Linked DNA regions of Homo sapiens: region 1 is linked to region 2. Evidence: read pairs that join two places in POLR2A ChIA-PET (ENCODE). Cell type or tissue: Panc1. All regions are shown on one strand. Links, peaks and the distances in the headings refer to the core of each region. The heading gives the core; the rest is flanking DNA. Region 1 overlaps SPATS2 (spermatogenesis associated serine rich 2). Region 2 holds the start of C1QL4 (complement C1q like 4).

Region 1 (15,352 bases), core at 6,175-11,174, 120 kb before region 2:
GACACGCCCCACCATGCCCTGGGTAATTTTTTAAATTTTTTTGTAGAGACAGGGTCTCACTGTGTTGCCCAGGCTGGTTTCAAACTCCTGGGCTCAAATGACCCTCCCAAAGTACTGGGAATCCAGGTACGAGCCACTGCACCCAGCTTAATCTCACTTAAATATGTGTTACCTAGAGTAGTCAAATTCACAAAGACAGTAGGTAGAATGGTGGTTGCCAACAACTGGGAGGGAATGGTAAGTTACTGTTTAATGGGTATAGAGTTTCAGTTTTACAATATGAAAACAGTTCTGGACATGAATGACAGTAATGGTTGTACAACAATGGGAGTGTACTAATGCCACTGAGCTATACACTTAAAAATGGTTAAAACACAAATTTTGGCCAGGCACAGTGGCTTGCACCTGTAATCCAAGCACTTTGGGAGGCCAAGCCAGGAAGATCACTTGAAACCTAAAACTTGATACCTGCTTAGGCAACACAGTGAGATCCTGTCTCTATAAAAATTTTTTAAAAAATTAGCAAGGTGCTTTCCTGTGGTCTCAGCTACTCAAGAGGCTAAGGCAGGATGATCGCTTGAGCTCAAATGTTTGAGGCTGCAGTGAGCTGACTGTGCCACTGCATTTCAGCCTGGTTGATGGAGCAAGGCTCTGTCTCAAAAGATAATAATAAAAAATAAATAAAAAGGGAACAATGGGTCTAACAGGTGAGAACTACTGAGTTACAGGAATTATAAATGGTCTCAAGTTGAAAAAGGCTAAACAGACCACCATAACAGCAGCTGGCATTAATGAGTGCTTCATTCTGCTAGACACTGTGAAGGAGCTCTACATGAATCATCTCAGTTAATCCTCTTGATATCCCTACATACAAGTCTTCTGCAATCTTGCCATTTTACAGGAAAGGAAGAGGAGACCTAGAGCAGTAAAGAGATTTCCTAGCTTGCTAGGACAGCCTAACTAGCTAGTGACAGAGATGGAATTTAAAAATTGAGTTTGTTTGGTTCTAACAGTCAGTGTTTTATACTATTACTCATGTTCACATTGCCTTTCTTATTTACCTTCAAAGTTTTTAAAAAAGAGGATGTCACACAATTGTTCTTTATTCCCTTGAAGCTACAAAGGAAGTCTGAGCTTAAATTAAGGCAGAAACAAATATGCTGAATATAAGTTTAAAGTTTTGATGGGTAAGCAACAAAACACTGGAACAAGGCTAACAGGCTAATGATATTTCACAAGTCTCTTCTGATTGCTCCTCAAGAAGATCATACACAACTAACTGTACTAGGTGGTTGGGACACACTCAAAAAAAGGTAACTGAAGGAGATGATCTTATGGCATGATTATCACTAGGCAGAATTTAAGAAGTCTTGCTAACAGATAAGAACCAGAAGGTACATGAGAAGCAAATGCAGTTGATTTACCAGCTGGTGAACTGCTCCTAAGTTATATTTTTCTTTCTCTGATCTCTATTATTGTTTTAATTTGTACCAAAACCACAAATATAATTTACAATTTAGTTTGGAATTTAACTTTTAGAGAAAATAATAGACTTAAAATGGTATATAAATAATGTAAATACTTCAGGTGGAAGTGAACAAAAGGCTCAAAACATTTCTAGCACTATCAATAAAACCAGTCTATTTCACATAGAAAAAAATTACTCCTAAAAATGAGAAATGGGGTCAGGAGTGGTGGCTCATGCCTGTAATTCCAGCACTTTGGGAGGCCAAGGCAGGAGGATCTCCTGAGGTCAGGAGTTCAAGACCAGCCTGGCCAACATGATGAAAACCCGTCTCTACTAAAAATACAAAAATTAGCTGGGCGTGGTGGTGGACGTCTGTAATCCCAGCTACTAGGGAGGCTGAGACAGGAGAATCACTTGAACCTGGGAGGTGGAGGTTGCAGTGAGCCAAGACTGTGCCATTACACCACTCCAGCCTGGGCAACAAAAGCAAAACTCCATCTCAAAAAAAAAAGGAGAAACAACTTGGTAGCCAGAATAAAATCTTGTCTTTGAGTTGTCAAAAAAGTACAGTTCAACCTTTTTGAATGAGATGAATGAAAAATCAAACATTTTTCAGGGAGAGAGTGTTGAGTTGCATGTTTTTTCCTTCTTTTTTTTTTGAGACAGAATCTCACTCTGTTGCCCAAGCTGGGGTGCAGTGGCGTGACCTTGGCTTACTATAACCTCTGCCTCCTGGGTTCAAGCAATTCTCCTGCCTCAGTCTCCCAAGCAGCTGGGATTACAGGCGTGCAGCACCACGCTCAGCTAATTTGTATTTTAACAGAGATGGGGTTTCACCATGTTGGCCAGGCTGGTCTTGAACTCCTGACCTCAAGTGATCTGCCCGCCTCAGCCTCCTAAAGTGCTGGAATTACAGATGTGAGCCACTGTGCCTGGCCCATATTTCTCAGCTGTGAAAAGTTTTATTTTACTTTGTTTTTTCTTTTTTTTTTTTTTTTTTTTTTAGAGACCCAGCCCATAGTGCAGTGACAGGATCACAGCTCACCGTGGCCTCAAACTCCCAGGCTTGAGTGATTCCCCTGCCTCAACCTCCCAAATATCTGGGACTACAGGCACACACCACCATGCCTGGCTTTTTTTTTTTTTTTTTTTTTTTTGAGACAGAGTCTCACTCTGTTGCCCAGGATGGAATGCAGTGGCGCAATTTCGGCTCACTGCAACCTCCGCCTCCTGGGTTCAAGTGATTCTCCTGCCTCAGCCTCTCAAGGAGCTGGGATTATAGGCGCCTGCCACCACGCCCAGCTAATTTTTGGTAGAGACTGGGTTTCACCATGTTGGCCAGGCTGGTCTCGAAGTCCTGACCTCAAGTGATCTGCCTGCCTCGGCCTTCCAAAGTGCTGGGATGGCAGGCGTGAACCACTGTGCCTGGCCATTAATTTATTTTATTTTTTTGTAGAGATGGGGTCTCACTGTGTTACTCAGGCTAGTTTCAAACTCCTGATCTCAAGTGATACATACTCCTGCCTCAGCCTCCCAGAGGTGCTGAGATTACAGGTGTAAGCCACTGTACCCAGCCTTATTTTACTTTGTAAAGATTTTTATTAAGTACTCCTTTATGTAAATCAAATGGTTACAGAACTTATAAAAGAAGAAAGAAGTGGACTTATGGTTACTTTCAAACACATCTATTAAAAATAATTATACCACATTACCACAGTTCTCAAAAGTTCTATAGCTCAGCAAAATTACGTAGCAAGAAAAAAAATTCTAGGCCCAGTGTGGCGGTTCACACCTGTAATCCCAGCACGTTGGGAGGTCGAGGCAGGTGGATCATGTGAGCCAAGGAGTTCGAGGCCAGCCTGGGTAACATGGTGAAACCACATCTCTACAAAAAATACAAAAATTAGCCAGGCATGATGACACGTATCTGTAGTCCCAGCTACTTGAGGGGGTGAGATGGGAGAATGGCCTGAGCCCCAGAGGCAGAGGTTGCAGTGTGCACAGATCACACCACTGCACTCCAGCCTTGGTGACGGAGGGAGACTCTGTCTCAAAAAAACAAAAACAAAAACAAAAACAAAAAAAAAGGCCGGGCACAGTGGTTCACGCCTGTAATCCCAGCACTTTGGGAGGTCGAGGCAGGCAGATAGCCTGAGGTCAGGAGTTTGAGACCAGCCTGGCCAACATGGTGAAACCCCGTCTCTACTAAAAATACAAAAATTAGCTGGGCATGGTGGTGGGCACCTGTAATCCCAGCTACTCAGGAGGCTGAGGCAGGAGAACTGCTTGAACCTGGGAGGTGGAGGTTGCAGTGAGCCAAGATCGTGCCACTGCACTCCAGCCTGGCAACAAAGCAAGACTCCATTTCAAAAAAAAAAAGAAAAAAAAAAACAAGAAAGAAAAGAAAAGAGTGAAAGAAAAAGAAGAAAGAAAGAGAAAAAGAAGAGAAGGAAAAGGAGAAGAGAAGAGAGAAAAGAAAAGAGAAAAAGAAAAGAAAGGAAAAGAAGAAAAGAAGGTCAGGTGTGGTGGCTCATGCCTGTAATCCCAGAACTTTGGGAGGCCGAGGCGGGTGGATCACGAGGTCAGGAGATCGAGACCATCCTGGCTAATACCGTGAAACCCCGTCTCTACTAAAAATACAAAAAATTAGCCGGGCGTGGTGGCAGGTGCCTGTAGTCCCAGCTACTCAGGAGGCTCAGGCAGGAGACCCAGCTACTCAGGAGGCTGAGGCAGGAGAATGGCATAGACCCAGGAGGCAGAGCTAGCAGTGAGCCAAGATCGCGCCACTGCACTGCACTCTAGCCTGGGCGACAGAGCGAGACTCCGTCTCAAAAAAAAAGAAAAAAAGAGTCTAGTGTACCATCCCCAGAGAGAGAGATGCAAAAAGATGTTTTAAATGTTCAAGATGATTCTGATATATAGTCAGATACAGGAGAAAAATATCATCTGACAAAATCAGGACTCCCAAAATATAAAACAAGTTATAATGGCTTGATCTCATCCTTCCCTAATCTCTAGAGTCTGTCTTCAGAGGAAATTAGGAACAATGTAAAGTGCATTAGCAATCTGTGGGAATCACAAACAAGCCCACTTCCAACCTTGAATTACTCCCCAAGTCTGCTTTCTTCTAACCAGTGCTAGACTCAGAGATCAGTCAGGAAAATATAAAGAGTTATACATATCTGGGACAGGCGCAGTGGCTCACGCCTATAATCCCAGCACTTTGGAAGGCCAAGGTGGGCGGATCACGAGGTCAGGATATCGAGACCATCCTGGCTAACACGGTGAAACCCCGTCTCTACTAAAAATACAAAAAAAAAAAAAAAAAAAATTAGCCAGGCATGGTGGTGTGGGCCTGTAGTCCCAGCTATCGGGAGGTTGAGGCAGGGGAAATCTCCTGAACCTGGGAGGCAGAGGCTGCAGTCAGCCGAGATTGTGCTGCTGCACTCCAGCCTGGATGACAGTGAGACTCCATCAAAAAAAAAAAAAAAAAAAAAAAAAACAAAGAACAAATTATTTAACAATAAACTTAAGAAAAATGCAAGAGTTGTACATTTAAATCTGTAAACCATTGCTGAGAGAAATTAAGATCTAAATAAATGCAGAGATATAGTAGTAAGTTCATGGACTGAAAGCTTCCATGTTGTTAAGATGATAATTCTACATGAACTGGCCTACTGATACAGTGCACTCTCTATCAGATTCCAAGCAGATATTCTTGTAAGAACTGACAATCTGATTCTAAATTTTGTATGTAAATGTAAAGAAACCAAAATAGCCCAAAAAATTCTGTGGGGAAAATCATTGGAGGATGTATCTTCCTTACTTATTAAACTATATTTACTATAAAGCCATACTAATCAATACAGTGTACTAGCATAAAGACAGACATATACATCAATGTAACAGAACAGAGTCCAGAAATAAATCTTCACATGGTCTACTGATTTTCAACAAAGGTGTCAGGGCAATTCAATGGAGGAAAGGATAGCCTCGTCAACAAAACGTGCTGTAACAACTGGATATCCATATGCAAAAAAGTAAACTTAGACTCTTATACCTCATATAAAAACTAACTCAGCCAGGCGGGGTGGCTCACACCTGTAATCCCAGCACTTTGGGAGGCTGAGGCATGAGGCAGGTGGATCACGAGGTCAGGAGTTTAAGATCAGCCTGGCCAAGATGGTGAAACCCTGTCTCTACTAAAAATACAAAAATTAGCCGGGCGTGGTGGTGGGCGCCTGTAATCCCAGCTACTCAGGAGGCTGAAGCAGAGAACTGCTTGAACCTGGGAGGCGGAGGTTGTAGTGAGCTGAGATTGCTCCACTGTACTCCAGCCTGGGTGACAGAGAGAGACTCCGTTTCAAAAAAACCCAAAAACCCAAAAAAACTAACTCAAACAGGATCACAGACTTTAAAATATATGAGATAAAACTATAAAACTTCTGGGAAAAAGTCTTTCTGACTTTGAGTTAGGCAGAGAATTCTCAGACACGATACCAAAACCCAATCCGTGATAGAAAAAAAAAAAAAAAGATAAATTGGGCTTCATCAAAATTTAAAACTTCTACTTTTTAAAAGACACCATTAAGAATTTTTTTTTGAGATGGAGTCTCACACTGTCACCCAGGCTGGAGTGCAATGGCGTGATCCTGGCTCACTGCAACCTCCGCCTCCCGGGTTCAAGTGATTCTCCTGCCTCAGCCTCCCAAGTAGCTGGGATTACACGCACCCGCCACCACACCCAGCTAATTTTTGTATTTTTAGTAGAGACAGGGTTTCGCCAGGTTGGCCAGGCTGGTCTTGAACTCCTGACCTCAGGTGATCCACCTGCCTTGGCCTCCCAAAGTGCTGGGATTATAGCTGTGAGCCACCGCGCCCGGCCCATTAAGAAAAGTAGAAGACAAGCCATGGAATGGGAGAATATACTTACAAATCATGTACCTGATAAAGAACTTGTATTCAGAATATACAAAGAACTCTTAGAATTCGATAATAAGACTCCAAAACTTTTAAATGGATCAAGAATTTGAACAGACATTTCACCAAAAAAAATATAAATGGCTAATAATCACATGAAAAGATGGTCAACATCATTAGTCATTAGGGAAGTACAAATCAAAACCACAATGAGATACCATTACACATCTATTAAGATAGCTATAATAATAAAAAAAAAAGACTGACCATACCGAGTGTTGGTGAGGATATGGAAAATATGAAATCCTGATACACTGCTGGTGGGATTGTAAAACTGTGTATCGCCACCTTGGAAAACAGTCTGGAAGTTTCTTACAAAGTTAAAGAAGTCCACTCCTAAGTACCTCCACAAGAGAAATGCAAACACATGTCCACATAAAGACTTGTAAGCAAATGTACATAATTGACAATCATTCATAACAGCACAAACTACAATCCAAAATGAATAGCAACTGTTAAATGGATAAATGTGTTATAACAAGACTACTTAGTAGTAAAAAGGAGCAAACTACTGACACATTCAACAATATGGAGGAACCTTAAAAACATTACACTAAGTGAAAAGAAGCCAGACATAATATCTATATTGTACTAATATGTGTATATGAAATTTCTAGAAAATGCAAAAATAAAGTGACAGAAGATCAATGTTTGCCTGTGGCTGGGGTAGGGAGCAGGAATTGATCACAAACAAGAGAATATTGGGGGATAAGGAAAAGAGGGTTTTGTTTCTGTTTTTTTAAGAGACATGGTCCCGCTCTGTCACCCAGGCTAGAGTGTAGTGATCATAGCTCACTGTAGCCTCAAATTCCTGGGCTCAAGTAATCCTCCCACCTCAGCCTCCCAAATAGCTGGGACTGTAACAGGCATGTGTCAGTATAATTGGCTAATTTTTTTATTTTTTGTAGAAACAGAGTCCTTTTTTTTTTTTTTTTTTTTAAGATGGAGTTTTGCTCTTGTTGCCCAGGCTGGAGTGCAATGGCACGATCTCGGCTCATCGCAACCTCCACCTCCCGGGTTCAAGCGATTCTCCTGCCTCAGCCTCCTGAGTAGCTGGGATTACAGGCATGCACCACCACACCCAGCTAATTTTTTTTTTTTTTTTTTTAAGCAGAGACAGGGTTTCTCCATGTTGGTTAGGCTAGTCTCGAACTCCCAACCTCAGATGATCTGCCCACCTTGTCCTCCCAAAGTGCTGGGATTACAGGCGTGAGCCACCACACCTGGCTAAGACAGAGTCTTACTATGTTGTCCAGGCTGATTTTGAACTCCTGGCTTCAAGCCATTCTCCTGCCTCAGCCTCCCTAAGTGCTGAGATTATAGGCTTTAGCTACCACACCCAGTCGGAAAGTGTTTTAAAACAAGATTTTGGTGATGGTGCACAACTCCATAAATTTACTAAAAATAATCAAATTATACACTTGGGCAAATTTTAAGGTATTTAAATTATACCTCAATAAAACTGTGTTTAAAAGGGCTTAGATGTTGCCACACTGTCAAATCACTATCAAAGAGTTCCTAAACACTCTTCATTTCTATATACTTCTCCAGTTCACAGACAGGAATAGGGTCTACAGCCCACACTCTAAGAAGCACAGCTCTGACTTCTGCTAGATATTGGCTAATAGGCTTGGAGTAATCAATAGTTTTAACTGAAACTGACTTAATTTAATTTAAGCTGTTCAAGTTTAACTCCACTAAGTATTTCATTAAATAAGGAATTTACAAGTATTACTGACAAAAGGAAAATATGAAAACATGGTCTATTGCTGAATAAAAACATAACTCATTACAAAATGAGAGCCTGTAAATGAAATACCACTAAGAACAATGACTACCATAGACCCTTCTTTTTAATGTAGTATAACCAAGTTGATAAAGTCAGTGTATTTACAGATTAGACTACTAAAACCCAAAGCAATGACACTTTAAACGTATAAATGAATAAATGAAATGTTGTAATATTTTATATGTCATGGGACCAAATATCAGACATGCAAATGAATTACATGCATAGATTTGTTTCAGAGAAAGTCCCAACAACACATAAGCTTTACTTTGTTTCCAACTAAGTGTAAATCTAGGCTAAGTTCAACCAAAACTGGTAAGCACTTAGTGTCTATGTTGTAGTCTATTTTTTTTTTTTTTTTTTTTGAGACAGAGTCTCTCTCTGTTGCCCAGGCTGGAGTGCAGTGGCATGATCTCTGCTCACTGCAAGCTCCGCCTCCTGGGTTCACACCATTCTCCTGCCTCAGCCTCCTGAGTAGCTGGGACTACAGGCACCCGCCACCACGCCCGGCTAATTTTTTTTTTTTTTGTATTTTTAGTAGAGACGGGGTTTCACTGTGTTAGCCAGCATGGTCTCAATCTCCTGACCTTGTGACCCACCCACCTCGGCCTCCCAAAGTGCTGGGATTATAGGCGTGAGCCACCAGACCCGGCCTATGTTGTAGTCTAAAATTTAAATTCTTTTATAGTTAATATTTAAATTCATTTTATAGTAATTAGAAAAAAGCAACTGATGGGGACAGGAGGCAGAGAAATTCTAGGCAGAAAAGGGTGGGTCACCGGTTAAAACGCCACCCTCAAGCCAAAATGCCTGAAACCTTGGCCCAATGTGAGAACTTATATCTCTGTTTTCCTGTTTGTTGCCTTTTCCTAAACCACCCATGGCCCCACCCTGCCCCATTCTGTGCCTATAAAGACCCCAGACTCAGCTGGCAGAGAGGAGAACTAGCTGGACGTCAGGATGTCGGAGAGAAGTGGGTTGACTTTAGAGGGACAGCTTGATGGTGTAACTTTGGAGAAAAAACTAGCTGGAGACAGCTGGACTTCAGGGAAAGATTATCTACCCGCACCCCACCAACCCCTTTTCAGCTCCCCTTCCTGCTAAAAGCCACTTTCATCAGCAATAAAATCTCCCGCATTTACCATCCTTCAATTCATTCGTGTGACCTCATTTTTCCTGGACACCAGACAAGAGCTCAGGAGCCACGAGTGCAGATACAAAAGGCTGTCACACTGGCCCTTTGCCCTTGCTGGCAGAGGGCAGCCACCCCACACACGGGGGGAAAGGGCCCACTGAGCTGTTAACACTTAAGCCGTCCACAAATGGCAGAGCCAGAAGAGCACTGTAACATGCCCTCTGGAGCTTCGGGGGTCACAGGCACCCCACAGCCTGGATGCTGCCACGGGGCCCACACAGAGTTCACCCCTGCTGGTACTGAAGCAGCCAGCCGGTTCCAGCACTCATGCCCTCCAGTTCCTTCCTTGTTCACTCGCGCTCTCCTTCCTGTGAGGAGTTGAGAGAGGCAGGCTGAGTAAAGGAGAGACTCCTGCAAAGGGGCCAGGGAAATATCCTGCTTCACAATGATACTTTTTTTCTACAGCTCTGGCAAAACACAGACATGAAATAAAGACTCTCTAGTTTTAAAAAGGTCAAAGTAATTTGCTGAAGTTAACTTTTTTTTTGGAAAAATTAAATGCTCAACTTTTCCAGAACCCTATTTTTACTATAGTATTTCTCATTTGCAGGGTGAAAACAGATGCTCAATGTTTCAAGCATAACTGGGAAAAAACAAACTGAATTATAACAACTAAGAAAAAACAAACTTGGGTTATTAAAAAAAACTTTTCCGTTGGTAAATTTCATTCCACAGAACAGTTCAGCTTTAGTAATCTAAGCATTCCTTAGAGCTCAGATTCTTCCTATAGATTTACTACACAATGAAGCTACAACTACAAATCTGGTTTATTTACTTTCTTATAAGGTTTTTGAATTATCAAGTCAAAATTAGGTTTAAAAGAATTTTCTTCATATTTAACATGTGAGACCTGGATCTATGAATAGCTTTGCTTTGAATTAAAGAACATTAACTTTGAACTGGAAATTAAATTGAATGAGGGGAAAACGCCAAGATATCTATGATCATTCTTTTAATCAATATATTCCAATTATGTACAATAGTTCTAGTGCTGTTGTTCACTTTGTCCCTTGAAATTTTTGCAGCTATTCTAGAAAAGTAGAAAAAGGTTTTACAAAGTCTTTGTTGTCCTTCCCTCCATTATAACTACCCTTCTATTTCCTGACTCTTTGCACCTTGTATTTCACTTTAGATAAGAAGCTAGAAGAACATTCCCGGAAGGAAAGCTAAAGAAGGAAACAAAACCCAGAAACATTTACTCTTGCTCCACTGCCTTTCTCTAGAAAAATGCCAACTCAAACAACATAGAATATCCTGCAGCAAGCTAGCCCTCTTAACACATCTCCCTAACATATGTTCAGTATTCAAAAATGCATCTTCAAGATTGTTAAGCATATTACAATTTGCTAAGTTTGTGTGAGTAGAAAAGCTATTGTTATATGAATTAATTCCCAGACTAGTAATACACAAAGCGATAATCTAATATCCATAAATACTTGTAAAACCATTCAAAACACATTAGAAGGACAGTTTTTAAATATACAGCTATAAATGGGGATCATTATAACTATGCTTTTAACAATTTATGCCCACATGTAATCTTACCCTTCTGGTTCTGTTTCCTGGACATTGTCGTTTCTTCGATCTCAAAAAATATACAAGAAAAGTATCCTTTTGCCTTGTCTGGGTTTTGAGTGTAGGTATCTCTGATTTAAAAGTGGGCAACGGAAGTGTGCAGTTGGAAGCAAAAAATACGAAATCCTGCTGTTCGAAATTCTGCTCACTAGCTGTTAATCTCCTTTCCTTTTCTTGTATCAACTTCTTGTCAGGAAGTATCATTGCAGACATTCATGTCTCCTTTTCCAGGGAGATTCTGGAGGGAAAAACACAAACACACATATACTATTACAGTAATGACTATCTGTACAAAATTTCTGAGATATCCACAAGGTTTCTTTTGTATTTCTGTATACAAAACTAGTTTTTAAGTACTATAGAAACAATGTAGCTGCTGAAAAGCAGAATTTTTCTTAAGAAAAGTTAATCTTAGAATCAGATTATCCTCTTAGTTTAGAAAGTATGTTCTCTTAGTCTTATTTTTTGTATCCATCTGAAATATCCCCATCTCTGCTTTGCAAACTAAAATGTTACACCTCTTACCACTCCCTAAGATCTTTCTTTTTTTTTGAGATGAAGTCTTGCTCTGTCACCAGGCTAGAGTGCAGTGGCATGATCTTGGCTCCTCATTGCAACCTCTGCCTCCCGGGTTCAAGTGATTCTCCTGCCTCAGCCTCCCGAGTAGCTGGGACTACAGGCGTGCACCACCACGCCCAGCTAATTTTTGTATTTTTAGTAGAGATGGGGTTTCACCATGTTGACCAGGATAGTCTCTATCTCTTTACCTCGTGATCCGCCTGCTTTGGCCTCCCAAAGTGCTGGGATTACAGGCATGAGCCATTTGATCTTCCCATCCAAATCAAGGGTCTATTCTCTTCCTCTAGAATTTCTTTTTTTGTTTGTTTGTTTGTTTTTTTGAGGCGGAGTTTCGCTCTTGTTGCCCAGGCTGAAGTGCAATGGTGTAATCTCAGCTCACTGCAAACTCCGCCTCCCAGGTTCAAGCGATTCTCCTGCCTCGGCCTCCCAAGTAGCTGGGATTACAGGCGCCTGCCACCACACCTGGCTAATTTTTTTTTTTTTTTTTTCAGTAGAGACAGGGTTTCACCATATTGGCCAGGCTAGTCTCTTGACCAGGCTGGTCTCGAACTCCTGACCTCGTGATCCGCCTGCCTCGGCCTCCCAAAGTGCTGGGATTACAGGTGTGAGCCTAGAATTTCTTATATCTAACCTCTCCTCAGGTTTCCCAGCTCAAATATAGCTATAAAAAATATGGGGGGGGGGGGGGACGTGAAATGAGAAACACACTCACTGTACAAACCCAAAGAATGGACTTAGAGGCACGAAGAACAGCAAACGTGAGACTTTTTAATAACGGTCTAGCCAGGTGCAGTGGCTCACGCCTGTAATCCCAGCACTTTGGAAGGCCAAGGCAGGCAGATCACCTGAGGTTGGGAGTTCAAGACCAGCCGGACCAACATGGAGAAACCCCGTCTCTACCAAAAATACAAAATTAGCTGGGCATAGTGGTGCATGCCTGTAATCTCAGCTACTCAGGAGGCTGAGGCAGGAGAATCACTTGAATCCAGGAGGCGGAGGTTGCCGTGAGCCAAGATCGCACCATTGCACTCCAGCCTGGGCAACAAGAGTGAAACCCCATCTCAAAAAATAAATAAATAATAAAATAAATAATAATAATAATAATGGTCTTGCAAGATCAGGTGTCTGGTGGGCAGGCACACCGGGACAGTCACAACAGGTAATTTATCTTCTAGCACACAAGTCCCTCCACCAGTTCCTCACTGGTTGAGTACTATGGGGTTACAATCTTCCTGGACATTGCCGAAGTTTTATTATCCCCCTTATAAGGTTATACCCCATCTCCTTCTCTGCTTAAATTTTGATTTCCCAATTACGAAACTTTCTTCCCTTTTATGGGCTGACCCCTCCTCTACATTCTATTCGCTTATTGTGACCTAGGTGCATGAGCTGTGCAGTTTGCTACATTTGCAGGCCAGCTGCCAGTACTTAGATTTATCATGCCTTGAAAACAAACCATTTAAAATGTTTTATCACATGAAAGGAGGGAAGTGCAAAGGAATTTTAACATGGAAAACTGAAACATCAAAATGAGATTAGTCCATATTGCAGGAAGCTCCTTTAAATTACAAAGATACAAATGCTGTTTTTCTATATTACTAAACATTTTAAAGATACATGCCCAAGATTTCTGGGTAAAGAAAGCATAAGTTCCTGCCAGCAGAGATGTGCTAACAATTAAAAAAAAAAAAAAAAACGAGATGGAATTTGCAACCTCCACCTCCCAGGTTCAACATTTCTTCCGCCTCAGGCTCCCGTGTAGCTGGAATTGTAGGCATGCACCACCATGCCCAGCTAATTTTTGTATTTTCAGTAGAGAGAGGGGTTCACCATGTTGGCCAGGCTGGTCTTGAACTCCTGACCTCAAGTAATCTGCCCGCCTTGGCCTCCCAAAGTGCTGAGATTACAGGCGTGAGCCACTGCTCCTGGCCAATATTTTTTTTTTCTTTTCCTTTTTCTGGAGACAGAGTCATGCTCTTGTTGCCTAGACTGGAGTGCAATGGCGCGATCTTGGCTCGCTGCAACCTTTGCCTCCTGGGTTCAAACGATTAACCTGTCTCAGCCTCCCAACGAGCTGGGACTACAGGCACCTGCCACCACACCCGACTAATTTTTGTATTTTTAGTAGAGACAGGGTTTCACCATGTTGGCCAGGCTGGTCCTGAACTCCTGACCTCCAGTGATCAGTCTGCCTCCGCCTCCTGAAGTGTGGGATTACAGGCATGAGCCACCATGCCTGGCTGAAAAATAATTTTTTTAAGCATTATAAGGATTATGGAACTCATACCTGGGCACCTGACTGGAAAAACATTTACAAAATGCAATGCAAGAAGGAAAGGAGAGTACACTTATATTAAATAATTTCCAATTTGAAAAGAGGAGACTGAAGAGTCAAGTAGGTAATTCTGCGAAAGTTTTAAAAAATATTCCATCAAGATTAAGAACCTCTACAAACCACAGTGGGACCTCAGGAAAAGCAGGGTGAGTATTTGAAACTTACCATCTTCCAGAACACTGAGCCAAGCTGTGAGAACCAGCCAAAGCCTATGGAAATATACAGAATATACCCCTGGATAGGGCACACTTAATAAGATTTTAGAAAAAAGAACAGAACTCAGATCTGCCAAAAACAACTGAACCCTTCAGTGGCAAGCTTCTCAACAGCACATGTCCTCAGGTTAAAGAAAACAGGATGAGGCCGGGCATGGTGGCTCACACCTGTAATCCCAGCACTTTGGGAGGCTGAAGCAGGTGGATTACCTGAGGTCAGGAGTTCTAGACCAGTCTGACCGGCATGGTGAAACCCCATCTCTACTAAAAATACAGAATTAGCTGGGCATGGTGGTGCATGCCTGTAATCCCAGCTACTCGGGAGGCTGAGGAAGGAGAATTGCTTGAACCCGGGAGGCGGAGGTTGCAGTGAGCTGAGATCACGCCACTGCATTCCAGCCTGGGCAACAAGAGCAAAACTCTGTGTCAAAAAAAAAAAAGAGGATGAAAGCAACAATCAACAACTAACCATAGTGGATGAGCAGGGGTGGGTCAGATAGGTCCCAAAGAAGTTTAGAAACATATCAAGGTTATTTCATCTATACTCTGTAGCTGCAAACAGAGCTATCCACATATAACATGAAGAAGATAAATAAAAATGACATAGCAGCTATCAAACCTACTATAAAAAAAGAGAAATACAATGAGAGAAGAAATTTCCATGCAACAGATGAAGAACCCAACCTGGAAAACAATATAAACCCTCAAACCAAAAGCAGATTCCTCCTTGAATACTTATTTGAATATTTCAAATAAGAATTTGAATTCAAGTTGAATTCAAAAAAAGCTATAAAATAAATGATAAAAATAGAAGGAAAGTAAATCAGATTGCAAAGTTAAAGAAAAACTGGAAAAAAATTATGGATCCAATAAGAAGTCAGAAATAGCAAGAAACAGAATAGACACAGATGAAAATAGAATGAATGCAATGAAGCAAACCTTTCAGAAGAAAAAACAGAGAAAACAATTATAATAGAAGATAACATTAGGGAACAAAAAATGATCCAATCTAAGAATAACTGGAATCAATACAAGGACTTAAAAATTATAGGACTCAATATAGGGAACAGAAAAATCATTTGCAGACAATAAACAGGAAATTTCCCTTTAAATAAAGACCTGAATCTGTTCATTCCCCACCACCTCCAATCCATCAGAAGAATCCCATGTGTTCTACCTTTAAAATACATCCAGAGCTGGACCACTTCTCACCACA
Region 2 (15,352 bases), core at 4,939-9,938:
GAAGGGGCTCAGGGTTCGATCTCAGGAAGGGAGGAGTGGGGAGGGAGAGAAGCGGATTGTGCGGGGAGAGCCAGGGGCCCAAGGGCAATGTAAGCGCGAGGAAAAGCTGAAGAAACGAGTGGAGGGCAGAGGAGAGGGGAGAAGTGAGCGAGGAAAAAGCGCACCGGGGGAGGGGCGACGGGGTCGGGGGAGCGGGAGAAGAGCTGTTACCGGGAGGAAAGGGAAGAGCGATGGAGGAACAAGCGAAGGAAGGCGCAAGGGGCCGGGAGAAGAGGAATTGAAGAGTCAAGGAGAGGGATGGGAGGTGACCGGAATAAGAACGAGGGGGCGGCAGGGCGGGGGGAGGCGCCCCTGCCTCCGCCTCGCCCTGCAGCGCTCCCGGCCTAGCGCTCTCTCCAGCCGCCCGCACTCACTTTGTCACAATTACGGGGCCGTCACTCCGCCCGGATTGTTTTCCCCAAATTGTTGTTCTATAAACTGGTGCAGAGTGGGAGGTGGGGGGATCTGACAAACTGCAGCGAGAGGAAAGGGTCTGAGCTGTGGTGCGGGGCGCGGTGGTGCATTTACCCGCAAACTGGCCCCGCGTGGGCGGAGGAATCCAAAAAACCCACGCAGGAATTCTGGTTGCTGCCCCAGCTTCGTCGCTGACCCCGCTTTTAACTTTTTGGCTATTCTCAGCATCGGCTGCCTCGGTTTCCCCAGCAGAGCGTGACAAGGATCGGAGGCTGGGGTGGTGGAGGCGCTTGTAGGTGGGGTCCAAACCGTCCTGCCTGTCCCATTCTGTCTTGTTCTTTACTACCCGGGTCTCCCCGGCGGGGGATGGGTGGTCTATCCCAGCCCAGCGGTCCTCAGAGCGACCTCGAGTGCCTTCTTCCCCCGTGAGTGAGGCTTCTGCCCTCACCCGGTCTGGGCCATCTCCTACCCCGCCTGTGCCCTCCGACCCTCTGCCCTGCGCCGCTCGGTGTCCCAGCCTTTCAATTCGGCAAACATACGTTGCGCGCCCACTGAGTGCCAGCGCTGAGCCAGCCTCACCCCGCCGCCTCTCCCCCCCGCCACCCGCCCCTTCCCGGCCGGCCCGGCCTGTCGGCTCCGTGACAGCAGCCGCCGAAGCCCCGGCCCCGCGGGAGCGGCCAGAGAGGAGCCGCCGCATGGCTGGCTCCGACACTGGCCTCCCCGGCGGCTCCAGGGGCAACGAAGGGTGGCGGCCGCTGAAGCGAGACTGGAGCCTGCTGGGGGAGTTGGCAGGGCTGAGCGGGGGAGGGGGAGGCCCTGGGCGGGCTTCTCTCTGGTTCTCTAAGGCCTGTCGTTCTCATTCCGTCGCCCTCCGGTACCGCCCGGGTCCCGACCCCTCCTGGCTTCGCGAGCCTGGGACGTGGTAGGCTCCCCACGCCCCCTCCCCCAGCCCAGGTGATTTACACGCGGGCTCCGCGAAGCGGCCGCTTCCCAATCAGGAATATCGACCCCGGGCGGGGCCCCCGGGCCGCATCGATCCCTCTAAGGCTCGGGATTTAAAAATGTCAAATTTGCCTTTTCCAGGCGGGCGGAGGGGGCGGGGGCCAGGCGGAGGGAGGTTGGGAGGAGGGAGGGACAGCAGGGCATCGACCAGGCGTCTGTGCTCAGAATGTGAAGTGACCCGCGCGTGCCCGAGCCCTGACACGGTGTGACCATCCTTGGGTTAGCAATCACCTCTGGATGGGGGCAGGAAGAAAGCCCTCCTCCTTCTCCTACTCCAGTGTCCGTGGGGTATTCTGCTGGGCTGGTGTATTCTTAGAGAGAAGAGCCCCAAGAGGAACAAAGAGAGAGCCCCCCAAAATGTAGGAAGACAAATTTGGAAGATTCCTAAATGTGGAAATATGCAGACACAAAGGAGGGTACAAAGCCTGGGCGCCGTGACTCACACCTGTAATCCCAGTACTTTGGGATGCTGAGGTGGGTGGATCACCTGACATCAGGAGTTCAAGACCAGCCTGGTCAACATGGTAAACCCTGTCTCTACTAAAAATTAAAAAAAAAAAAAAAAAAAAGCCGGGTGGAGCCTGTAGTCCCAGGTGTTCAGGAGGCTGAGGCAGAAGAATCTCTTGAATCCAGGAGACGGAGATTGCAGTGAGCCAAGATCGAGCCACTGCACTCCAGCCTGGGAGACAGAGTGAGACCCCGAAAAAAAAAAAGAAGAGGACGTTTACAGAGATAAATATACAGAAGCTCCAGGAGATACCCTAGCCCCAAGGAACAACAAGACAAAGGGAAGGGGTCTTGCTGAACAAAACAGGGGGCCAGAGATCCAGAGTCAGCCCAGCTCTCTGCTCTGTAAACCCAGGAGGTTCAGGGCTGGGAGGAGGCCAGGTTCAACTTCTTGGTGTTTTTGAGAATGAGGATTGAGAGTGGAGACCAAGCCAAACTGAAGAGAGTTATTATGGAGAGGAATTAGAGTGCAGTTAGCATTATCCTCCCAAGGCATAAACTAGTAATTAACTTGGACTTGAGACCCAAAAGGTTAGGGTCTCCGAGGCTGCTAGTACAGGCTCCAAAGAGATAGGCTGCCTTGGAGGTCTGAAGGTCAGCCTCTCTCTTCCTGAGCATCACACAGGCATCTGCTCAACATCTACCAACTCCTCTCTGGCCACCACCAGCCTAGGTAGGCCACATGGGTTGGAGATCACATCTCACATTTGGAGACCTTGTGTATGTGTATGTGTAGGGGTATGGGCTAGACAACTCTGGCAGTAATCACTTTGTTCCCCAGGGCACAGCAACTAGGTGTCCAAACTTTGGCCAAAAAAAAAAAAAAAAAAAAAAAAAAAAAAAAAAAAAAAAAAAATCCACTACTTTCAAAACCCTTGGGGTAGGGATGTTAGTGGTGAAGGTGCTGGAAGGGAGCAGCTGTCCTGACCAGCACTCTCACAGTTAACATCTAGCACCACCCCCACCCCCCACCCCAGCAGCACACCTCAGCTGTCACCGTGCGCACTGCCATTTCCTCCATAACTGGAGACAGAGCTGACAGCCAGCTGGGGGGTAGTGGGGAGACGGACACACAGGGAGGGGTGGTGGCTCATCCTCAGAGGGAATCTCACACCTCCACTGACAAAATCATACTGACACATACCTGGTACTGACACACACAGTCACTGACCTCCCACGTGCGATCCACATTCATCAATCCCTGTCATACACGCCATCTCTGAGTGCACAGTCACGCACAATCTCTCAGAGGTCAGGCCGAATCGCCTAGTCTTGAGACCTGCCTAATACCCTTCCTTGACATCTCAGACCTTAAATCACCTAACCCCAGAAGAGGGCTTAGGTCCCCGCCCTTGCTTCCCAGCCAGGGCCAGCTCCAACAACTGGGAGGCCGAGCTCAAGGAAGTCAAGTCCCAGGGTCAAGGCGAAGGACCGGGAGCAGATGGAGCAGTGGGACTGTTAAACGCTTGCCTTAGTCCCCTCCTGCTACTGGCCTCTTTCCCGGCACGTCCACTCGCAGCCCGCCCGGCCCGCCACCCGCCTGTCAGTCGAGTAATGAATGCGCGCTCGGGGCCACGGGCCCCCCTGGAGTCGTTCATCACTGCCAGCACCGCCCACCCCTCTGCCTCCCGCCGGGAGGGCTAAGCGGCCGGGGCTGTAAGAGCCCCTCACCCCGCATCTTGACCACTAATTGTCAGATTGAGATGTTGATTTGTCAGCTGGGAGCTAGCGCCAAAGAATCTGCAGTAAAACCTGGACTCCTTGAACTCCCTCTCGGCTCCCCTCGGGTTCGCCAGGACTTGGAGCCTTTTTTGAGCGGATGCGGATTGGTTGGATTTCACTGAACGGAGCGGGCATAGAAGCGCAGTGTCATTCAAAGCCGGCAGGAGGCGCGCCAGGCTAGAAACCCTTGGTTTCCCTAGGAGGGGTCGCCCTGGGCCTGGTTCCATCTGTACCTGCCGGACCTCTAAGGCTTGGTTCCCAGCTTCCCAGCAGGGGGCGCCCTGGACCCCGGGCCTCCGGTCTCCGCAGCTTTTGTTCCCTCTTCCCCACTGGGAGGCCCCAAGCCGCTAGCCCCAGTTTCCCTTCGGGGAGTGCCCGGGGCCATAATCCCCCACCCTTCGGCCAATGCCTCAGGCCACAGTCCTCCACTGCCCCGCAGGAGGCGCTCCTGCCGCAGGTCCGCCCTCGCCCTGTCCTGGGCGCCTAGGCTGCAGCCGCACCCCGCCCTCTCCCGGGCCGGGCCCAGGAGCTCCCTGGGCGGCCGGCTGAGTGACGGGCGGCCGGTGATTATGCGGAAGGGGGAGCGGGGTGCGCCGCGGGCGGCAGCGCTGACCCTTCACATTTCCGATCCGCTGGGACCCTCATCCATCCGAAGCTGCTCTTTGTCTGGCCGCCTAATTGCCGGCGGACAGGATGGATGGCGGGACCGACAGCCGCGGAATCCCTAATAAAGGCCGCGGCCGCCGGGGAGGGAGTGCAGGAGGGAGGGGGAGCAAGAGGGAAGGGATGGAAGAAGATGGGAGGAAGCACCGGGCAGCGGTCTCTGGCTCCGAGGCGCTGCGCGCGGCGCTCACTGAAGTCCAGCCCGCCTGGGGTGCTAGTTCGGGGTCCAGGTCCGGGTGCGGTGGGTTGGGGCTCGTTAAGTGTCCTGCTCGTCAGAGAAAAGCTGGGGACCCCAAGCAGAAAGAGCATCCTAGGGCCTTCCTCGCTTAGCCGAGCCCTCGAGACTTGGAGCTTAGCACTACCTCCTGGTCTCGGGGCTCTCATCAGTATGCGCCCCTACCTCAACTTCCCGCACCCCACCCGCCTCCTTTCACCTGTGGGTCTCCCAGACCCGGAGTCAATATCCCAGAGGAGAAATGAGGGGTCTGACAGCTCTCTGTGCAGCCGATCCCCACATTTCATTAACTGGAGGCTGGAGCTGGCAAGCGGTGGAGGCAGAGGGGGGCACAAAGGGAGGTGGAGGAGTCAAAGGCTAGGAGCAGCACCTGGCCAGGGGTGGAGGGCTGCCGAAGTAAGTCAGCAACAGCTCTGACCTGGCAGACACCTTGGAAGCAGTCTTTACCCACTCTCTGAGAAGCCAGGAGCTTGTCTTCAGCCCTGTGGACCCTGGTGCGATACTTTGAACTTAAGGTTGCACTGAGTTTTGGTGCCAGAGGCACTGGCTGATGAGTGGGAGCCCTGGGCCTGGCCGTGATGGCAGAGGCAGGAGGGTAGTCTCTGCAAGGAGGCAAACCATGAGCAGGTTCTTGGGCTGGGACGGTTTTCCCAGCTGCAGTCGGAGAACAGCCGGCTTCAGGCTTCCCTTTTGTCCCTTAAGCAAATTTTCCTTGACTCGCTTCGTTTTCCTTTGCCTTCCTTTTTCTCTGCCCTCTCTTCCTCCATCTGGACGGTTGTTCTCTGAAACTAACTTTGGCCATCCTTTAGCCAACAGTTGAGCACCTGTTGGGCATCATGCTTAACAGTGTCAGGGTGGGGGTTGGGGGATACACGGAGCCAAGACCCAACCCTTTTGGCCTCACATACAAAAGGCTCCCGGAAGCCATTCAAATCTCACTGCCCACTCCTGGCCTGCCTCTCTCACTCTTCCACTGCCTTGGGTGCCATTTGTCTCCTCTAGGGAACTGAGAAGGAAGCCAGGAGGTCATAACTCTAATTCCAGGACTATCCCTTACAGGGTGATAATGGACAAGCCATTTCCCCTTTCTGGGCCCCAGTTTTTTTATCTTTAAAATGGGGACAATAGATCTAACTCTAAAGGGTGCTGTGAGGATGCAACGAGAAGTTGCATGTTAAAGCCCTAAAATACAATAAGGACTCAATAATGTTGTTTCCCTTTCCATGCCGTCCCCTGTCCTCTCACGTGGATTCCCTTGTCTTCATACTAGAGGACTGCTACCAGGCAACCCAGGCTGCTTCCAGATCCATGTGATCTTCAATGTGGGAGTTGAAAGCCAGAGTGTGGGAATGAGTAGGGAGAACCACACTGTGACGGGCCCTGAAGGGGAGGAAGGAGAGAGTGCAAGGAAAAAAAAAAAAGTGTTTCCTTAGATCTTGATAAAATGTCAGGCAGCGAGGAGGTTTCTCTTCTCTTACTGATGAGGAAACTGAGGCACGTTCAAGTGATGCAGGCATATCATGCTGCTGGAGCCTTCCCTCCCAAGGGCCCTCTATTGCTCACCTCTTCACCCCCTTTCTTCCCTTGAGGGGGTCTGGGTCAGTGACAGTAAGTGTGAGAGAAGGAACAAAAAGAGAGAACTTTCAAGGAGCCAGGACCTTTCCACTAGACTTCATAAAATTTTAACATGAAAACTTCCACAGAGTAGAAGGCACATATCACATGCAAATCATATGCTAATCACATGCTAATCCAAAGTCTGGTCCTCAGAACTCTGACACACACCTAGCTATAGCCCTGGGGGGGATTCTGGGGATCCCCCTGGGTTCCAGGACAGGTGAGGGAGGCATTCCATTTAGGGTCAGTTTATGGAGTTAAAATTCATTTTAGGATTGAAGAGGAGTCGAGTATATAAATAGGGGTTAGGGTCAAGGCTAATGCAGAGTCAAGGACAGACTGGTCTGTCTGAAGGCTGCATTAACCTTTAAGTGGGGGAGCCTAGGAAACTGTTAAAGGCTTCCTCTCCTCTCCGCTCCCCCTGCCAACTCTGCCCCCCACTTCCACTGCCCCTTCTTTGTCCTGCAGCACACCCTTCTCTACCTACTTCCCATTCCCAACCATACCACCTCCCTGGGGCTTCCCAGTTTGGCTGCCAGAGGAGTTCTGGGAAAATTGTCCCAGACCCTGGCCTGGGCCCCAGCATTGCCTCGAGCCCAGACACTTGGCTTCTGGCCCAAGGTGCACAGGCTGGCCTTGGCCCCACCCAGGTCCCTTCTTGGCAGAATGTGGCAGCTGCAGGGGAAGCAATAAGGACCTGGTGAGCTGGCAGCTTCATTCCAGAGTGTGGGAAAAGAGCAACAGAACATGAATAAATTCATGGAGCTGGCCCCTCAGCTCCCCGTGAGCCAAGCCGGCTCCCCCGACCACACAGATCCGCTGCTGCCTGCAGCCCTGCTGGTCACCACATCTCACAGCCTGGGCTGGGGATGGGAGGAGAGGGGAAGCTCTAGAGAGAAGAGGACTGGGACCTGAAAGGGGCTGAGGTGAGGGACTTAAAAAGGGGACCTTGGTGAGTAGAATGAGTGGAGTGAGGAGTGTGGCTGGGCAGAGGGGGTCTCTGGTGAGTGGAGGGAGGGAAAAGGGAGGGAGAGGAGTCAGGACCTGGGGTGGATGGGGCCTGAGGATCAGGCAGGGGAGGCTGGTGTGAGCCTGGGCCTGCTCTCTGATCCATCCATCATCCAGCCTGGGGGAGCAGATCCGGAATTAGACATGCAGAGGGCTGACACGGCCCTCAGCCCCCCGAGGAAGACAAATGGCGACAAAGACCTTGAATAAAATTTGTATTTATGGTTGGAGGAGGAGGCCCCTCCCCCACTGACTGCCAATCCTTTCTCTCCCACTCCTTGCAGACATGTAGGGGCCTCCCCCAACCCCCAACACAGGCCCAGCCTTAGGAACCTCTCTCTCCCAGCATCATTATGAGGCGGGGGTCGGGGGTGCAAGGAAGGAGTACAGAAAACAAGAGAGGAGGAAATCACTCTCCATCCAATAATCATGCCCTGGTGTGCCCTGTGCCCTCCATCTTACACAATGTTCTCCCATACATGATAGTCCTGGCTTATCCTGGTCTCTAAGAGGCCTTTGCAGCTGCTCACCTCCAGGGTCTCCAAATGCCCCCACTTTTTACCAGTCCTAGAACCTGTTTTCCTAGCCTCTGGGGTCCCTGTGAGCAAGACATTTTCCCCAGAAGGCCCAGGCCCTAAGAGAGGATGCAGCCAGTAGCTTTTTCTCTGGACTCTGATCTAGCAATGCCTGTGTCTAGCAATGTCTTGGCCGCTCGGAAAGACAGATACAGTCCCCTCTTACAGGAGGGTGCCTAGCACCTAATCTGCATTTTACTTACATTAATTTGCATGGCCAACTTCAACCCCCACCCAAATACCCATTATGTGGGATCCAACTTCTCTGGGTTTCATCTAACAACAAACTCTTGAAGAAGGAGGAAGGGGCAGAGACTCCTGGGACTGGATAAGTCTGGGACCAGGGCAGGGGTGGCATTGGGCTGAGCTGGGCAGGGCAAATGAGAAGACAGCTGTCTTCTGACTTCCTCTCTGTCCAGTAGAGTCCTTCATTCTCAGTCCCAAGGTAGGAAAAATGGCATTTGTGGGCTCCAAATTGAGGGACTAGGAGGAAGACAAATACAAATACCTCCCTTCAAACAGCCCTCACATATACATACACAAAGACAACACACAATCCACAATCGCACTCACCCAGGGACACACAGGGCCAGGATCCCATGGCCACCTCCACACTTTGGAGCACACTGTCACAATGCACAGGCCCAGAGCCTAGCACTGCTGGCAGAGCCGCCCTGCCCCCGCATCTTCCCCACAGTTGATATGTCACATTGGAGTCCAAACACGGACCTGGGTGTCTCTCTGCAGCGCGCCATTTACATTTCTCTCTCGATCTGTCAACCTGTCCCGGCTCTGTCTCTCTTCCTCTGTCTCTGTCTCTCCCTCTCCCCCTCTGGGGCTGTCAGTCCGTCTCTTTTCGAAGCTTTGTCTCTGTCTCTGCATCTCTATCTAGCTTTCCTTCTCTTTGATTTCTGTCGCTCCTTCTCTGCTTTCTTGTCGGTTTCTTGCTTGCTCCCCCGGGCTGATCTGTTCTCTTATTTTCTCTCTCTCTCTCTCTCTCTCTCTCTCTCCACACAAACACACACACACACACACACACACACACACACACACACACTCCGCTCCGCGCCCCAATACTGAGGGGTGGGGGTAGGGTTGGCTAGAGATTTGCCTTTTCCAGTTCAGGCCAACTAGTATCAGTTGAATCCTTTACCATGTTATTCGGTCACGGGCGCTGAGGTGCGTGGGGTGGTGAATTTCTATCTTTTCTAGCCCTTCTTATTTTGTTTTCTGTTTGTTTGTGAGGTCCCTCCCCCTCATTTTAGCTCGGGAATCTACCCCTGTCTTCTCTGCGTGTTTGTATCTTGACCCCTCTTTATCCCATCGCTGTTTTGGGTTTCCTCTGGCCTCTGAGAATGCCAAACTCCGGGTAAAGGGTAAAAGTAAAGATACAGCGGGGGCCGCGAAACCCTGAAGAACCCGCTCAGAGCCGGGAAGGAACCTAGGGGCAGTGGGGGAGTGGAGGGGAGGCGGGGAGGACGTGGGTGGGGGCCGCTGCCTGCCCCGCCCCCGCACTTCCCACTCTGGGCACCAGGGGTCGCTCCGCCTCTGGCCGCTTATAGTGGCTCCCGCCGCGCGGCGCCTCATACCACCCGCGCCCGGGAGGGAGGGGAGGAAGGTTAGGGAGGCGGAGAGGGACCGCGCCCGCAGGAGAGAGGCGCGGGCCAGGGCTCTAGCAGGGACTGGGGCCGCGGCAGGGGTAGCAAGGTGAGTCGGTGCTTGCCAAGAGGCAGAGCGCAAAACCTACTAGGAGATCGCGCCCGGTGAGCAGCACCCGCAGCTCAGAGCCCGGGACGTCCGGAGCGCGGGGAGCAGTCCCCTCTCCATCAGGGAGTGGTCTATCTGGGCAGTCTGGGACCCAGGCACCGCGCCATCCCTGAGAGAGCAGCAGTCTGGAGAGCAGGCATCTCAGATCCCTAAGAAACCAGCCGTCCGAGAAGCCGCGGATCTCAGGTGCCCAGGATCGTTAGGACTGAACGGGAGGGTACTAGAGGACCACTGGCTCTGGACCGTCGGGAGCTGCCCCTGACGTAACCCACGAGGGGCCTCCCCTTGACGGACGGCTTGGGGAGCGGCACCGCCGCGGCTGGAGCCCGCAGAGGCAGGGTAAGGGGAGCGGGGGGCAGCCGTCGGGGGAGTGCAGACCCAGGCCCAAGGCGGGTCACCGCCTCCTGGCCCGCGGAGAGCCCCGGCCCCGGCAGCCATTGCGCCCAAGAGTGAGGAAGATTTGCTGGCCCTGGCAGCGTCGCGGCTGAGCCGCCGCAAGAGGGTGGCGGGCGCGGCCGTCGGAGTGGCCATGGTGCTGCTGCTGCTGGTGGCCATCCCGCTGCTGGTGCACAGCTCCCGCGGGCCAGCGCACTACGAGATGCTGGGTCGCTGCCGCATGGTGTGCGACCCGCATGGGCCCCGTGGCCCTGGTCCCGACGGCGCGCCTGCTTCCGTGCCCCCCTTCCCGCCAGGCGCCAAGGGAGAGGTGGGCCGGCGCGGGAAAGCAGGCCTGCGGGGGCCCCCTGGACCACCAGGTCCAAGAGGGCCCCCAGGAGAACCCGGCAGGCCAGGCCCCCCGGGCCCTCCCGGTCCAGGTCCGGGCGGGGTGGCGCCCGCTGCCGGCTACGTGCCTCGCATTGCTTTCTACGCGGGCCTGCGGCGGCCCCACGAGGGTTACGAGGTGCTGCGCTTCGACGACGTGGTGACCAACGTGGGCAACGCCTACGAGGCAGCCAGCGGCAAGTTTACTTGCCCCATGCCAGGCGTCTACTTCTTCGCTTACCACGTGCTCATGCGCGGCGGCGACGGCACCAGCATGTGGGCCGACCTCATGAAGAACGGACAGGTGAGATGCCCCTCTCCCCAACCCAGCTCAGACTGGTCGCTCTCTAGATCTCCCTGCACTCATCCCACAACCTGAGATTATTCCCCGAAACAGCGTCACTGAATCCAGGAACGCGAGGCTGCCAAGAACGATAGATGACTTCATTTACCCACAGAGGAAATTGGGGGCCAGAGAAGGAAAACCTTCTGCCTAGGGCCTCACGGAGTGTAGGAATGGTGTTAGAATTAGAACTCAGGACTTAAACCTGAGTGTCTCTGCAGCTGTGACCTCACATTGCAACTATGGGCAACACCAGATGTCTTTGGTGTCTCGCCCTGCCAACTCGCTTCTTTTCTCGTCCTGTCTTGGGCTATCCTTTCTTCTGCGGCAGCCCCCCTGGCCTTTGGGTCTCTCAGCCTTGCATTGGACCAGCTAACTGGAGTCTAGGCTCCTTCGAATTAGAATGGAATCCATGTCTCAGGCAATAGGAAGTCAGCAGCTGTTCTCATGTTGAGGGCATTCGGGTTGGATGTTTGAGGAAAAGGTATAAAAGGAAGAAAACATTTGCCTGCTCACTTCACCTGCCGATCAGCTGTTCTGTTGCTCACCCCAGGGCTGGGGGCCTAGAACGGCCTTGCCCTCAGCAGAGTCTGTGGCTTGGCAGCTCAAGGGCCAGCCAGGTGGCTGGAATGAATGGATTTGGGGGAGGAAAGAGGCAAGGGACAGGTAGAATAGCCTTGGGCCCTGGCCTGGTCTTGTAGGCCCCACACCCTCCCTAGCAATCTCTCAGTATCCAGGTTCCACAGTTCCCTGCCCTTGTGGGCAGTTGGAGTCACTGTTGCCTCTGTTTTCGGGGAATAGCCCCAAGGACTAAGCTCTAGCACCAAAATTTCACACATAGTGGGAACTAGAGGCCGCAGGTGTGGGGTAGGTGGGAGAAGGTGCCAGAGCTGCACAGGCTGCAGAGGGAGGTTGGGGCTGAGTGGTGACCTCTGGATGTCCAGCATGAAGGGGGTGGTGGCGACCCAGGAGCTTCAGGCCTGCAGGAGCCTGGTACCGCGGCAGCATCTACCTGCCCCGAGACCTGCTTTGGGATCTCATCCCAGCCGGGCTGCCCCAGGAACCCGGGGAAAGGGAGTGAGTGTGCGTCCTCATGGAGTGAAAGAATATGTATGTGTGTCAGGGAGTGTGTGTGAGTGCGGAGTGCGATGTGAGAGTAGAGCGGTGTCTATCTGTATATGACATCGAGTAGGTGTGCTTGGTCCATGCAGGGTATCTGGGAGGAGGTGGAGGGGGCCAGTGTGTAACTAATTCGTGCGGGTTTCAGAGGGGGAGGGGACTGCGCAGCTCCCACTCTGTATTCTTCAGTGCGGGCGCTGCGGCCCTGGGGACGGTAAATAGTGATTAGAATAATGATGAATAATTAATGAGTTAATAACCAGCCCCTGTGGGACTCTCTAGAAGAGGGGGGCTGAAGGCCCGAAGCGACCGCCATGAGCCCGGAGGGGAGGAAGTGCTCCCTGTTCTGGCAGAAGACGACCCCCCACGCCTGGGCACCAGTGGGTGCTTGGTCGGGAAATCCGCGCCCACAGGCGAGAGCGCAACAGTGCACCTTATCATGGCCCGCACCCTATGCACACGCACAGGCACACCTATGCCCCACCACTGGGGAAGCCAACCCTCCATGAGGACTGACAGGAGGTCCCAGCCGGTTCAGAATTTTAGAAATTATCCTATAGGCAAAATTTTATTTTATTTTATTTATTTTTTGAGACAGTTTCGCTCTTGTTGCCGAGGCTGGAGTGCAATGGCGCTATCTCGGCTCACGGCAACCTCTGCCTCCTGGGTTCAAGCGATTCTCCGACCTCGGCCTCCCGGGTAGCTGGGATTACAGGCATGTACCACCACGCCCAGCTAATTTTGTATTTTTAGTAGAGACGGGGTTTCTCCATGTTAGTCAGGCCGGTCTCGAACTCCCGATCTCAGATGATCTGCCGGCCTCGGCCTCCCAAAGTGCTGGGATTACAGGTATGAGCCACCGCGCCTGGCCGACAAATTTTATTTTTAAAATGAGAATAGTAATTTGAAAATGCATTAAAAATAATTTAAGAATGGAAACCACTGAGCCAGGCGCGGTGGCTCACGCCTGTAATCTCAGCACTTTGAGAGGCTGAGGTGGGTGGATCACCTGAGATCAGGAGTTCGAGACCAGCCTGGCCAACACAGTGAAACCCCGTCCCTACTAAAAATAGAAAAAATTAGCTGGGCGTGGTAGTAGGCGTCTGTAATCCCAGCTACTAGGGAGGCTGAGGCAGGAGAATCGCTTGAACCCGGGAGGTTGCAGTAAGCCGAGATCGTGCCATTGCACTCTAGCCTGGGCAAAAAGAATGAAACTCCATCTCAAAAAAAAAAAAAAAAGCAAACCACTCTTCTGAACACACTTCACATGTAGTAATTCACTTAATCTTAACACCCTATGAGGTGGGTTCTATTATTGTCCCTCACTTTATAAATCAACTCGAGGTCCAGAAAAGGCGTGGTATTTGCTCCGCGTCACACAGCTAGTGAATGGCAGAGCTGGAGCAACTCCGTGATGTCCTACCCTCCTCCCTGGTCCTCCCCAGCCCCTGCGGCGGCTGCCCGGCCGCCTTCGCACGCCCAGCCGCCCCGACCCCTCTCGTCACCCCAGCTCCACACAGAGCATGAGCAGGTTCTTCTCCCTCGATAGGTCCGGGCCAGCGCCATTGCTCAGGACGCGGACCAGAACTACGACTACGCCAGCAACAGCGTCATTCTGCACCTGGACGTGGGCGACGAGGTCTTCATCAAGCTGGACGGCGGGAAAGTGCACGGCGGCAACACCAACAAGTACAGCACCTTCTCCGGCTTCATCATCTACCCCGACTGAGCCGGCCCCGCCCCGTGCCCCCGCTCGCCCCTTCTCTCCCGTCCTCACCCACCTCCTGCCCGCCCCACCCGAGGCGCCACCCCACCCTTTGAGAGCCTGGCGGTGGGGTGGACCCTTCCGTTCCCGGAGGCGGCCTAAATGGGCGAACTCTTGGTGCTCAAGGGTATAAGTGGCCGGGAAGAGGAGGAGACCCGGCCAGAGGAGCAGAGCGACTTCCGGAGGGATCACCCGCACCCAAGTGCGCGCTGGACCCCATAGGGGCAGAGGTCGTGGCTTTCTCTTTTGTACAGAGATGGGGAGCAGTTTTAATAGCGGGACTCAGAGGCCCAGAAAGCCGGAGGGAAGCCCCCGCAGCTTGCGAGGGAAATAACAGAAACAGGAGGAGCCCATTTAGGCAAGAGAAGACATTAAAACAGGGTAGTGCAGGTTCTCCGTCACAACTTTCTCTCGCCACCCTCTCGTCCCCTCGTCTCCACTTTCAGGCTCAGGCTCCAGCCTTGGCAGCCTTCCTGTGAACTGGAGGAACCAGTGAATTCTTTCCTGGCATTTAAAACGCATTCTGTACAGTCCCCATTCCCCCCTATCCGGACTAGGCCCTGGGGCTACAGCTGCTGCTGCCTCTTCTAATAAAGTGAGGTTGGGGGATTGTGTGTGGCTGCTTAACTTGGTGCATAGACTGGGGGGAAAGTGGCGGACCCTTTCCCTCATTCCTCTAAAGAGCTCCTACCGTGCTGTCAGTCCCTGCCAGAGGCAAAGTTTTAGTTAATTCCAGGCAAGGCCTGCCTCTGGCAGAAAAGGGGTGTGTGTGTGCTTCTACTCTGCTATGGGGAGGAAGAAGGATGGTCTGTTTCAGGAGAGCTTTGGGGCCTCACGCTGTAGGTGGAGGGAGACACCAGCCTAATAAGGGAAGAGTCCAAAGGTCTGGGTCTGGTGCTTCTGCTTTTCTGCCCAATGCACGCAGAGAGTTCTAGAAGAGGAGCTCTAGGGGGTGAAGGAGTCGTCTAGGGCTCCTGCAAGCTAAGTGAGACTGATCTCAAAAAGCAAGGGGAACAGGGGTTCCAATTGCCCGCCAACATATTTACAGAGCTTGCGAGGGAGTGGGCTTGGCAGGAGTGGGAGGCTCAGAGCTTGCAAGGGGGTGGGCTAGGCAGGAGTGGGTTTCCTCCTTCCCTTTCAGGATTCAGGACGGCTTCTGGATGGGAGCCTGGGGGATCCCAAGAGCCCAGGGCTGGCCTCTGAGCTGGAGGACACTGCCATCCTGTGGGCAGTGGGAGAGTGACAGCAGTAGCTGGCCTGTTTGGACACTTAGCTAGACACGTGGATACTTTAGAAACTTTATTGAGGACAAAAGTGGGCGGCTCCCAGTCCCATGGGCAGACCGACAATAAATAAGGGCTAAAAGGAAGAAGTACGGCAGGGCAGGAGTGGTTGTCTCATCATGGAGAGCCCTGGGGGGCAGCAGAACCAACTGGAATGAAACACTGGAGACAGAGAAGACCTTGTCACAGCTCAGCCAACCTTGCACTGTAGCCAAGCCTTCCTGCTGACCTCTCTGTGAAGAAGCCCAGGTGGCCCCCTGTCCCTGTTCCCCACCTCCCATCAGGCTCACTGTGCAGCCACAGCTGGGCTGTGGGTTGGAGTCTCACCAGGGCATCCTGCCATTCGAGTAATGTAGCCACAGGGTTGGTGCAGACCCGGGTGGGGCCTGAGGGAGGGGCTCGGCTGGTGTAAAAGGCACACTCATCGTCCAGACGAGCCTCGTGGAAGCAGTGGATGGCGGTTAAACACGATTTGAGGCGCTCCCTCAGGGCTAGGGTTCGAGGGGCCAGATTGCTGAGGCCTGAGGGGCA

Evidence for each region. Peaks named below come from ENCODE experiments on the same cell type or tissue, not always from the same donor. Only the 100,000 strongest peaks of a DNase experiment are listed, where the experiment ranks them.
Region 1: POLR2A ChIA-PET joins it to region 2 with 21 read pairs; 6 of 35 experiments call an interaction of 5 or more read pairs at or near these places.

Annotation. Positions count from the first base shown.
Region 1 is chr12:49,456,663-49,472,014 of GRCh38, reverse strand. It overlaps SPATS2 (spermatogenesis associated serine rich 2), which reads right to left. Exons shown (of 14, transcript NM_023071.4): 3 at 10,978-11,245. The coding sequence starts at 11,002. Among named protein-coding and RNA genes, the nearest start is that of KCNH3, 75 kb to the left of the region's middle. In Panc1, for the core only: no CTCF peak of the experiment used is centred there; no DNase peak of the experiment used is centred there.
Region 2 is chr12:49,331,204-49,346,555 of GRCh38, reverse strand. It overlaps C1QL4 (complement C1q like 4), which reads left to right and starts at 9,368. Exons shown (of 2, transcript NM_001008223.2): 1 at 9,368-10,615; 2 at 13,323-14,147. The coding sequence starts at 10,079. The coding sequence ends at 13,502. TROAP (trophinin associated protein) reads right to left here. Exons shown (of 15, transcript NM_005480.4): 14 at 15,149-15,342; 15 at 14,825-14,983. The coding sequence ends at 14,939. RefSeq lists silencers at 884-1,003, 1,024-1,123, 1,154-1,343, 4,188-4,327, 9,195-9,604 and enhancers at 3,475-3,986, 9,973-10,772. In Panc1, for the core only: CTCF peaks have their summits at 9,314 (motif pointing right) and 9,592; no DNase peak of the experiment used is centred there; H3K4me3 peaks cover 1,114 bases.